Regions from separate parts of the Homo sapiens genome. Here region 1 is linked to region 2. A link is an interaction called in ENCODE POLR2A ChIA-PET data of the cell type or tissue named here. Cell type or tissue: Panc1. All regions are shown on one strand. Each heading gives the region's core, and the rest is flanking DNA. Links, peaks and the distances in the headings are about the cores only.

The links. Peaks named below come from ENCODE experiments on the same cell type or tissue, not always from the same donor. Only the 100,000 strongest peaks of a DNase experiment are listed, where the experiment ranks them.
Region 1: POLR2A ChIA-PET joins it to region 2 with 7 read pairs; 5 of 35 experiments call an interaction of 5 or more read pairs at or near these places.

Annotation. Positions count from the first base shown.
Region 1 is chr15:41,962,819-41,968,198 of GRCh38, reverse strand. The region is part of intron 1 of EHD4 (EH domain containing 4); the gene reads left to right. Among named protein-coding and RNA genes, the nearest start is that of EHD4, 7.0 kb to the left of the region's middle. RefSeq lists an enhancer at 1-3. In Panc1, for the core only: no CTCF peak of the experiment used is centred there; no DNase peak of the experiment used is centred there.
Region 2 is chr15:41,674,149-41,679,528 of GRCh38, reverse strand. All of the region lies in intron 2 of MGA (MAX dimerization protein MGA), which reads right to left. Among named protein-coding and RNA genes, the nearest start is that of MIR626, 15 kb to the left of the region's middle. In Panc1, for the core only: no CTCF peak of the experiment used is centred there; no DNase peak of the experiment used is centred there; H3K27ac peaks cover 3,025 bases.

The sequences.
Region 1 (5,380 bases), core at 273-5,272, 290 kb before region 2:
GGCGGTATGAAGGATCAAGAAGCTGGAGTGGGCTGAGAAGGTAAAAGTGCCTTGGACATTAAAAAAGCCTTTTAAGGTATGATTAGAACAAGAACAAGAATCAGGAAGTGATCGGCCCACTCATGGGCTCTTGCTGCAATATTAACAGAAAGCAGAACTACTCAGCTTCCTCCTTTTCCTCAAAGAAAATGCCCCAGAGATGGCAGAAGGGAGCCCAGCTGTGTTCAAGAGGGGATTAAAACCACAGGCTGAGGAGCTCTCCCAGGGCCTGCCACAGGCGAGGTTCAGGAAATCTCTGGCCGGACACATGGATGAAAGAACTTGCATTTCTGCTCAAAGAACTGTATTTGGTGGCTTTTAAGAAATTGTGAAGAATATGAAAAGTATTGGAACACTGGAAGCAGGCAGATGTTCTCATTTTCAAAAAAGCAGGGAAATGGATTCTGAATAGGAACAAAGGCCTGCTTCATTCCCTTGATAAGTTTCTAGACTCAGTAATTAAGGAAAAGGGAAGTGAAGGCATTCACTAATAGGCAGCCTGGTTCATCTATTTTTAAAAAAATAAAATCTCACACAGAAAAACTATGGGTCCTATTTAGTGGTTCTCACACTCATCCAGATACTGGGGCTCCTGAAAATCAATCTTCTGTTCCAAATATTATACCCTTTACAGATCTCTCTAAAATATTGAGATATTTAATTTTTACAGAAAATTAGACTATATTTTCAATATACAATATAAGATCACACCTACAGATGCTAGTGTTCATTTATTCAAATGATCTTGATTTCAGGGTTGGGGCCAGCCATCACAGAAGAGAGTCAACAGGCCACAGCTCTGAGTGACAAGGGCTGTAACACTAGAAACACAGGGTGGCTGGGGGCATAGGAGGGACCCCCTCATTCAGGCTTGCGGGTTGGAAAAGGCTGCCTCCCTGAGAATGCAGCCTAAAAGCTGAGCCCTGAGGAATGAGCAGAGAATTAGCTGCCCAAAGAGGGCCAGGGAGTGAGGGTGGGGAGGTGTCACCCATGAGGCCTCGGTTTCTGGGGTAACTGGGGAGTACAGCTGTTCACTGAGATGGGGATCCAAGAAGAGGAAGGATGGGGCATAATGATAAGTTTAGATTTAGACCTGTCATGTTTGAGTGGACACCAAGGTGGCGATGTCCATGAGGGGTAAGACATGGGTCTGGAGCTCAGGGAGATATCTGGGCTGGTCTGTTGACTTGGGAGTGTCAGCATTTAGTAGCCAGCATCTGGGAAGTAGAAGTCCTTGCACAGGACTCTTAAGTGAGAGGAAGCAGAGCTTGTGGAGACCCTCCGGGGAAAGTACCAAAGAGGTGGGTAATTGCCTGGGAGGGTAGTGGCTCAGTGCTGTCTCAGATCTCTTTAGGTTGCAAGTGACAGAAATCCAACCAAAGCTAGCTTAGATAAAAAGATAAGAACGTTTTCCTGAAACCCATCAGACCAGGATGTGCAAGCTTCAGGCTTGGCCCAGGACTGCAGGAGACACACCAGGACTCTGTTGGCTCTGTGGCCCTCCTCATGTTGTGTTCCTTCTCAGGGGTGGGCAGGCGGCCACCTCCATTTCCAGCCTCGAATTCTGCTGGCTCAGCAGCCCCAGTAAAAGTCTCAGGCTTGAGTCTCATTGGTTTGACCCTGACCATATGCCCATCCCTGAACCAATCCTTAGGGGCAGGGGCATGAAATGTGGGGAGTGGGGAGGTCAGCCCCACCAACCACGTGGCCTGAGAGCTGGGGAAGGCAGCTCCTGAGGATGCTGCTACCAAGAAAAGGGGATACGAGGCAAGTAAAGCAACGATGACCCCCACAAAAGCCAGGGAGAGAGGTGGTGGTCAGTAGTGTCAGATGCTTCCAGGAAAAGGACTGAAACAGAACCAGTAGATTAGCCTTTGGGAGCCAGGTGACCTTGCCAAGAGGTGTGCCTGTGAGTGGTGGTGAAGGAAGCCAGATGGCGCGGGTTGAGGAATGAGTGGGATGTGAGGCGTCAAATTCTCAGCAGCTAGGCCTGGGGGAAGGAGGCCTGGCCACAAGCATCACAGGGGTTTGGGTAAAGACAAGCACAACCTCAGCAGAATGAAAAGTGGACAGAAGGGAAGCCATGGAGAGGGAGCAGCTGGCATCTCAGAAGACAAAGAGGAGGCAAGACTTGGAGCAAAAGTCCTGAAGAGCAGGGCAAGGAGCTGCAGGGTAGGCGGGGCTGGGTGGGGTGGTGGGGGTAGGCAGGAGGTGAGTAGGTGGGGCGGGGGGTGGGCAGGGGAGCGCTGGCAGCTGCAGTCCGAGCAGGGAAGCGCTGCAGGCCAGCAGCTGGGCCAGTTGTCACATCATCCACCTGACAAGCAGCAACAGAGTATTTGGAGAAATGTAGGAGGGGGAAGGCTTTTTCCATCCTGACATTATCTTCCCTAACTCACATTCAGAAGCTGACTTACAAAAGGTGTTCAATGTCCTTTTCAAAACCTCGAACCAGAAGGCCGTGGTTCCTTCTGCACGTGGCTGTGCATCAGAATCACTTGGAGGCCTTTTGACACGGATTCCAGGGCCCCACCTCAGACCTCCTGAGTCGAAATCTCTGTGGGTCAGGCTCCAAAATCTGTTTTTGTTTTTCTAAACCATCTCTCACAGTAATTCTTATGTGCCCTCCCCTAGGAAACATTTGGGAACCATTGCCAGATGAAGGTTCAGTTAATGGAGGAATGGAAGAGGGCTAGCCTCAACCCAGAAAAGGGAGGCTGACTTTGCTGAACCTTCCATCCGTTCCAAACCCCATCTGTTCACATTTCTCTCAGTGACTTAGATGAAGACATAGAATTCATGCTTACAAAACTGAGGATTGTGTAAATATAATTTAATAAATGGGGTTCTTTTTTGCTTAATATGATACGATGAGCATTTTCTTATGTCATTATATAGTCTTCAAAAATAACTTCAATGACTACATCATAATCTATAGTACAGGTTGGACATTTAGGTTGTTTCTGTTTTTATGCTGTTATACATAATGTTGCAATGAACTGAACATTTTTGGCCATAAATCTTTGTATTTCTAGTTTTTTTCTTAGAATAGCCTAAGCATAAATTAGTGCCTCAAAAAATATAGATAATAGGCTGGGCGCAGCAGCTCACACCTGTAATCCCAGCACTTTGGGAGGCCAAGGTGGACAAATCACTTGACTCCAGGAGTTCAAGATCAGCCTGGGCAACATGGTGAGCCCCATCTCTAAAAAAAAATACAAAAATTAGCCGGACATGGTGGTGCATGCCTGTAGTCCCAGTTACCTGGGAGGCTGAGGTGGGAGGATCACTTGAGCCCAGGTGGTCGAGGCTGCAGTAAGCTGAGATTGCACCACTGAACTCCAGTCTGGGCAACTGAGTGAGGCCTTGTCTCAAAATATATATATATATTTTTTTTTTTTTTCAGGCTTATATATATTCCTAAATCTATGTATCTATCTTTCTTTTTTAGGACAGTTATTCCAAATTAGACTCCCACCAGAAATATGAGGATCAGTAATTCACCAAACTGCCAGTAAAACTAATTAAAATTAATTTGATAGGAAAAAAAAGTGTTTTAGATAGGGTCTTGCTCTGTTGCCCAGGCTGGAGTACAGTGATGCCATCATAGCTCACTGCAGCCTCAAACTCCTGGGCTCAAGCAATCCTCCCACCTCAGCCTCTGGAGTAGCTGGGACTACAGGTACATTGCACCACCACACCCAGCCAATTTATTCATTTTTTGTAGAGTTGGGATCTCGCTGTGCTGTCTAGGCTGGTCTCAAACTCCTGAGCTCAAGCGATCCTCACGCCTTGGCCTCCCAAAGTCCAAAGTGCTGGGATTATAGGCGTGAGCCATGGGGCACTCAGCCAGAACAGACTTATTTTAATTTGTTTATTTCTTACTAGTGACGTTGAACTTATAAAATATAGTTGTCTTCCATATTACTTTGTGAATTGTCTGAATTGTCTGTGAACTTTGTCCAATTTTCATTTGAAGTGTTGGTCTTGTCCTTTTTTTTTTTTTTTTTTTTTTTTTGAGATGGAGTCTCACTCTGTCACCCAGGCTGGAGTGCAGTGGCGCGATCTCAGCTCACTGCAAGCTCTGCCTCCCAGGTTCACGCCATTCTCCTGCCTCAGCCTCTGGAGTAGCTGGGACTACAGGCGCCCACCACCACTCCCGGCTAATTTTTTGCATTTTTAGAAGAGACGGGGTTTCACTGTATTAGCCAGGATGGTCTCGATCTCCTGACTTCATGATCCACCTGCCTCGGCCTCCCAAAATGCTGGGATTATAGGCATGAGCCACCGAGCCTGGCCCTGGTCTTGTTCTTATAAATAAATGTAAATGTTTTTCTCAGTAACAGATATCAATCCTTTGTCACAGTTGTAAAAGTGTTTTTCCAGTTTGAAATTTGCCTTGTAATTTTTGTAATAGTTTTTCCATGCAGATATATTTAATATTTGTGATCAAATCTAACAATTTTTCCTTTTTTATAATATCTTTTATTTTTTGGTTAGAAAATCCTTGTTTATCTTAAGACTCAGGAAATGTTCACTCATATTCTTTTTTTTTTTTTTTTTGAAACAGACTCTCACTCTGTCCACCCACACTGGAGTGCAGTAGCACGTTCTCGGCTCACTGCAACCTCCACCTTCCAGTTCAAGCGGTTCTTGTGCCTCAACCTCCCAAGTAGCTGGGATTACAGGCATGGGCCACCATGCCTGGCTAATTTTTGTATTTTTTAGTAGAGACAAGGTTTTGCCATGTTAACCAGGCTGGTCTCGAACACCTGACCTCAAGTGATCTGCCTGTCTCGGCCTCCCAAAGGGCTGGGATTACAGGCGTGAGCCACCGTGCCCTGCCTCTTTTTTTTTTTTTTTTTTAGTATTTATTGATCATTCTTGGGTGTTTCTCCGAGGGGGGGATTTGGCAGGGTCATAGGACAATAGTGGAGGGAAGGTCAGCAGATAAACATGTGAACAAGGGTCTCTGGTTTTCCTAGGCAGAGGACCCTGCGGCCTTCCGCAGTGTTTGTGTCCCTGGGTACTTGAGATTAGGGAGTGGTGATGACTCTTAAGGAGTATGCTGCCTTCAGGCATCTGTTTAACAAAGCACATCTTGCACTGCCCTTAATCCATTTAACCCTGAGTGGACACAGCACATGTTTCAGAGAGCACGGGGTTGGGGGTAAAGTCATAGATTAACAGCATCCCAAGGCAGAAGAATTTTTCTTAGTACAGAACAAAATGCAGTCTCCTATGTCTACTTCTTTCTACACAGACACAGTAACAATCTGATCTCTCTTTCTTTTCCCCACATTTCCCCCTTTTCTATTCGACAAAACCGCCATCCTCATCATGG
Region 2 (5,380 bases), core at 120-5,119:
ATAGATTTAACTAAGAAAGCAAAACACTTTTACATTGAAAACCATAAAAGCATTATTGAAAAAAATTAAAATGGAAAGATATCCCATGTTCATGAATAGGAAGACAACCCAAAGTGTTGAACGAATTCAACAAAATCCTTATCAAAATCCCAACGGGATTTTTCAGAAGTAGAAAATGAAACCTCGGCCCAGCGCGGTGGCTCATGCCTATAATCCCTGTAATCCCAGCACTTTGGGAGGCCAAGGCGGGCGGATCACAAGGTCAGGGGTTTAAGACCAGCCTGGCCAATATGGTGAAACCCCATCTCCACTAAAAATACAAAAAATTAGCCGGGCACAGTGGTGCGCACCTGTAGTCCCAGCTACTCAGGAGGCTGACACAGGAGAATTGCTTAAACACAGGAGGCGGAGGTTGCAGCGAGCCGAGATCACACCACTGCATTCCAGCCTGGGAAACAGAGCAAGACTCAGTCTCAAAAAAGAAAAAGAAAAGAAAATGGAATCTCAAGGGGCTTTAAATAGCAAAAACAATTTTGAAAAATAAGAACAAAGTTGGTGGTCTCACACTGCCCAATTTGAAAATGTCTAGTAATCAAAATAATGTGACACTGGCATAAAGATAAACATAAACATATAGGCGAACAGAATACAGAGAGCTGAGAAATCAATCTGCACATATGTGGGCAATTGATTTTCAACAGGTGCAAAGACCATTCAATGGGAAAAGGACAGTCTTTTCATTTTGTGGTTTTTTTTTTTTTTGAGATGGAGTCTTGCTCTGCTGCCCAGGCTGGAGGACAGTGGTGCAATCTCAGCTCACTGCAACCTCCGCCTCCCGGGTTCAAGCGATTCTCCTGCCTCAGCCTCCTGAGTAGCTGGGACTACAGGTGTGCGCCACCATGCCCGGATAATTTTTTTTGTATTTTTAGTAGAGACAGGGTTTCACTATGTTGGCCACACTGGTCCCCAACTTCTGACCTCGTGATCCGCCCGCCTCAGCCTCCCAAAGTGCTGGGATTACAGGCATGAGCCACAGCACCCGGCCAGGACAGTCTTTTCAATGAATGGTGACGGGAAACTGGATACACACATGCAAAAGAATGAAGCTGAAGCCTTACCTTACACCACTAATAAAAACACTCCGGCGTGGTGGCTCATGCCTGTAATCCCAACACTTTGGGAGGCTGAGGCGGGCAGATCACTTGAGGTCAGGAGTTCGACACCAGCCTAGCCAACACAGCCAAACCTCATCTCTACTAAAAATACAAAAATTAGCTGGGCATGGTGGCCAGCGCCTGTAATCCCAGCTACTCAGGAGGCTGAGGCAGGAGAATCGCTTGAACCTGGGAGGCACAGGTTGCAGTGAGTCGAGATCACACCACTGCACTCCAGCCTGGGTGACAGAGCAAGACTCTGTCTCAAAAAAAAAAAAAAAAAATTCAAAATTGATTGCAGACCTAAACTTAAGAGGTAAAACTATAAAACTCTTAGTAAGAAACATAAGGGAAACTCTTTCTAATGTTAGATTTGGCAATGGTTTCTTAAGCATAACATCAAAAGCACAGGTAAGAGAATAAAGAATAGGAAAATTGTACTTCATTAAAATTAAAAACTTGTGCATCAAAACACACTATATAAGAATGAAAAGACAACCCACAGAATGAGAGAAAAGATTTGCAAATCATTTATCTAATGGATTAATATCCAAAATATATAAAGAACTCCTGCATCTCAATAACAAAATAACGACTCAATTTTTAAATGGGCAAAGCACTTGAATAAACATTTCTCCTTATACAAATGGTAAATAAATGTGAAAAAATGCCTATCATAACATGTTAATCATTAGGGAAATGCAAATTAAAAACAACGAGCTATCCCTTCATACCCATTAAGATGGCTATTATTAAAAACAGTTAAGTGCTGGCCAGGATAAGCAGAAATTAGAACACTTGTGCACTGTTGATGGGAATATAGAGTGGTTCAGTCACTTTGGAAAACAGTATTGCGGTTCCTCAAAAAATTAAAAATAGAATTACCATATGATCCAGCAATTCTACTTCTAGGTATATACCCGAAAGAATTCATTGGCCAGGTGCAGTGGCTCACTCCTGTAATCCAGCACTTGAGAGGCTGAGGTGGCTGGATCACCTGAGGTCAGGAGTTCGAAACCAGCCTGGCCAACATGGCGAAACCCCACCTCTAATAAAAATACAAAAATTAGCTGGGTGCGGTGGCACGTGCCTGTAATCGCAGCTACTCTGGAGGCTAGGGTGGGAGGATCGCTTGGACACAGGAGGCAGAGGTTGCTGTGAGCCAAGATCACACCTCTGCAATCCTGCCTGGGGGCGACAGAGCGAGACTCAATCTCCAAAAAAAAAGAATTCGTAACTCCATTATTCACAATAGAAAAAAGGTAGAAGCTATCCAAGTGTCCACCAACAGATAAATGAGATAAGGCCAAAGAGATCAGGCAAGTGGCCTTTAAGTGCAATGGAAAGCCACTGAAGAATTTTAAGAGGGAACATAATCCCCGTAAGTCATATTTTTCAAAGATCCTTCTGTCTACCAAATAGAGCATGGGATTTTGGGGGGGAAAGCAGCTGGGAAACCAGGTAGATGTTATGCAGTGGGGATGGTATTTTGGACAATAAAGATGATACAAAAATCAGCAGGCTCATGTACTATGGGTAGGGATATAAATGGTTATAACCTTTTAGAATATAATTTAGCAATTAATTAAAATTTAAAATCTTGATCTAGGCAATTCCATTCCTAAGAATTAATCACTGTATTTGCAAAAGTATATAAAAAATGTGTGTAAGAAATTTTACTGAAGCATTATTTGTAGTGGCTAAAAAAACTAAAACAATTTCAAGGTCCATCAACACAGAACTGATTAAATACATCTTATAGATACTAATACACCCCTTAAAAATGCCTGCCATAGAATGTACAATGTTGAGAAAAAAAACCAGGATTCTAGATTGTGGGAACAGTATTTTTGTAAAACTGTTCATATTTGTCTAATATTGACATTTGTGAATTAATTCTTGTTTTAAATATATCAAACCAGGCCAGGCACGGTGGCTCACGCCTGTAATCCCGGCACTTGGGGAGGCCAAGGCGGGCAGATCATGAGACCGGCCTGGCCAACGTAGTGAAATCTCTACATAAAATTAGCCAGGTTTGGTGGCGGGTGCCTGAAATCCCAGCTACTCGGGAGGCTGAGGCAGGAGAATCACTTGAACCCAGGACATGGAGGTTGCAGTGAGCCAAGATTGCACCACTGGACTCCAGCTGGCACAACAGTGCGAGACTTCGTCTCAAAAAAAAAAAAATCAAACCAGAGTGACTCTCTCTATAATAATGTCATTCTCACTCACTTGCATTCTGATGAGCTTTCTTGTGAGAAAAATATATGTGCCAGAAACTCCAGGTGCACCCATGGTAGTGTGCAATCAACTAACCAAACAGAAAAACATCTGAAAACTATGTCACACATGGAAAAGCTGAATGATCTGTGCTTAGGTTGGAATTATGTAAAACCTAAGATCCATAATGCAGGAATTTGTTTTATTTGGTACTTAGAAAAGTACCTGAAACTAAAAGGTATTCTGTTACACTTAGTGAATGACTGAATAAAAGATAACAGAAATCATAAAGGAGTATAATTTTTTCCCAAATGTTTGAAGGTCACGTAAAAGAGGGTATGAATTGATTTTGCCCTCTACAGCTATAATTTTTTTAAAAAGAAGAAATAGGTAAACATACAAAAGGGGATGGCAAAGATGAATTTCTACTTACAGGAAATAAGCAGTCATCCATTAATGGAATTAGAAGCCTCTAAAGAGCCGGGCACAGTGGCTCACTCCCGTAATCCCAACAATTTCAGAGGCTGAGGTAGGAGGATCCTTGTAGCCAGGAGTTTGAGACGAGCCTGGCCAACATAGCAAGATCCCATTTCTACATAAATCTTTTTTAAAAATTAACTGGGCGTGGTGGTGCATGCCTGTAGTCCCAGCTACTAGGGAGGCTGAGACAGCAGGATCAGTAAAGCCCAAGAGGTCAAGGCTACATCAAGCCATGAACCTGCCACTGCACTCCAGCCTGGGAAACAAACAGCAAGATCCTGACTCAAAAAAAAAGAAAGGGGAAAAAAAAAAGCAGCAATAGCCTCTAAAGATAGTGAAACCAGAATAGCTAAAAACAAAAAAGACAATACCACATGTGCTAACAAAGATGTAGAAGTAACAGGAAGTCTCATCATACATTTTTGGTGGAAGTATAAGCTGGTATGATCCTTTTGGAAAATTCTGGCAGTGTCTACTAAAAGTATGCCTACTGTATGACCCAGCAATTCTCCTCCTAGACATGTAACAAAAAGAAACTAGTGCGTATGTCCACCAAAGACACGTGTAAGAAAGTTCGTACTAGTTTTATTCATAACAGTCAAAAACTAGAAACAATCCAAATATACATCAATAGGAGAATAACTTAACAGATTTATGTAAGGAGGCAAAAACAATGCAGAGGTTTCCGATTTGAATGACTATCATAGCTAATGCAAAAAAAAGGGGAGGATTTAAAGTAAAAAGAAAAATTCAGCTGGAATTCTCTATAATAATGAACATTTTGATCTAGAGGTCTGGAACTAAGAAGAGAGACAAATAAGCTAGAAACATCAGTGGCTTTAAAAATATTCACTATTGGCCGGGCGCCGTGGCTCACGCCTGTAATCCCAACACTTTGGGAGGCCAAGGCGGGCGGATCAAGAGGTCAAGAGATCGAGACCATCCTGACCAACATGGTGAAACCCCGTCTCTACTAAAAATACAAAAAATAGTTGGCTGTGGTGGCATGCGTCTATAGTCCCAACTACTCAGGAGGCTGAGGCAGGAGAATCACTTGAACCCAGGAGGCGGAGGTTGCAGTGAGCCCAGATCACGCCACTACGTTTCAGCCTGGGTGACACAGCAAGACTCTGTCTAAAAAAAAAAATAAAAATAAAAATAAGAATAATCACTATTAAGCTGGGCATAGTGGCTCATGCCTATAATCCTAACACTTTGGGAGGCTGAGGTGAGCAGGCCACTTGAGGTCAGGAGTTCAAGACCAGCCTGGCCAACATGCTGAAACCCCACCTCTACTGAAAATACAAAAAAATTAGTCGGGCATGGTGGTAGGCACCTGTAATCCCAGCTACCCCAGAGGCTGAGGCAGGAAAATTGCTTGAACCTGGGAGGCAGAAGTGCAGTGAGCCAAGATCGCGCCACTATATTCCAGCTGAGGCAATAGAGCCAGACTCTGTCTAAAAATAAAAATAAAAAATAATAATTGGTCAGATGTAGTGGCTCACCCCTGTAATCCAGCACTTGGG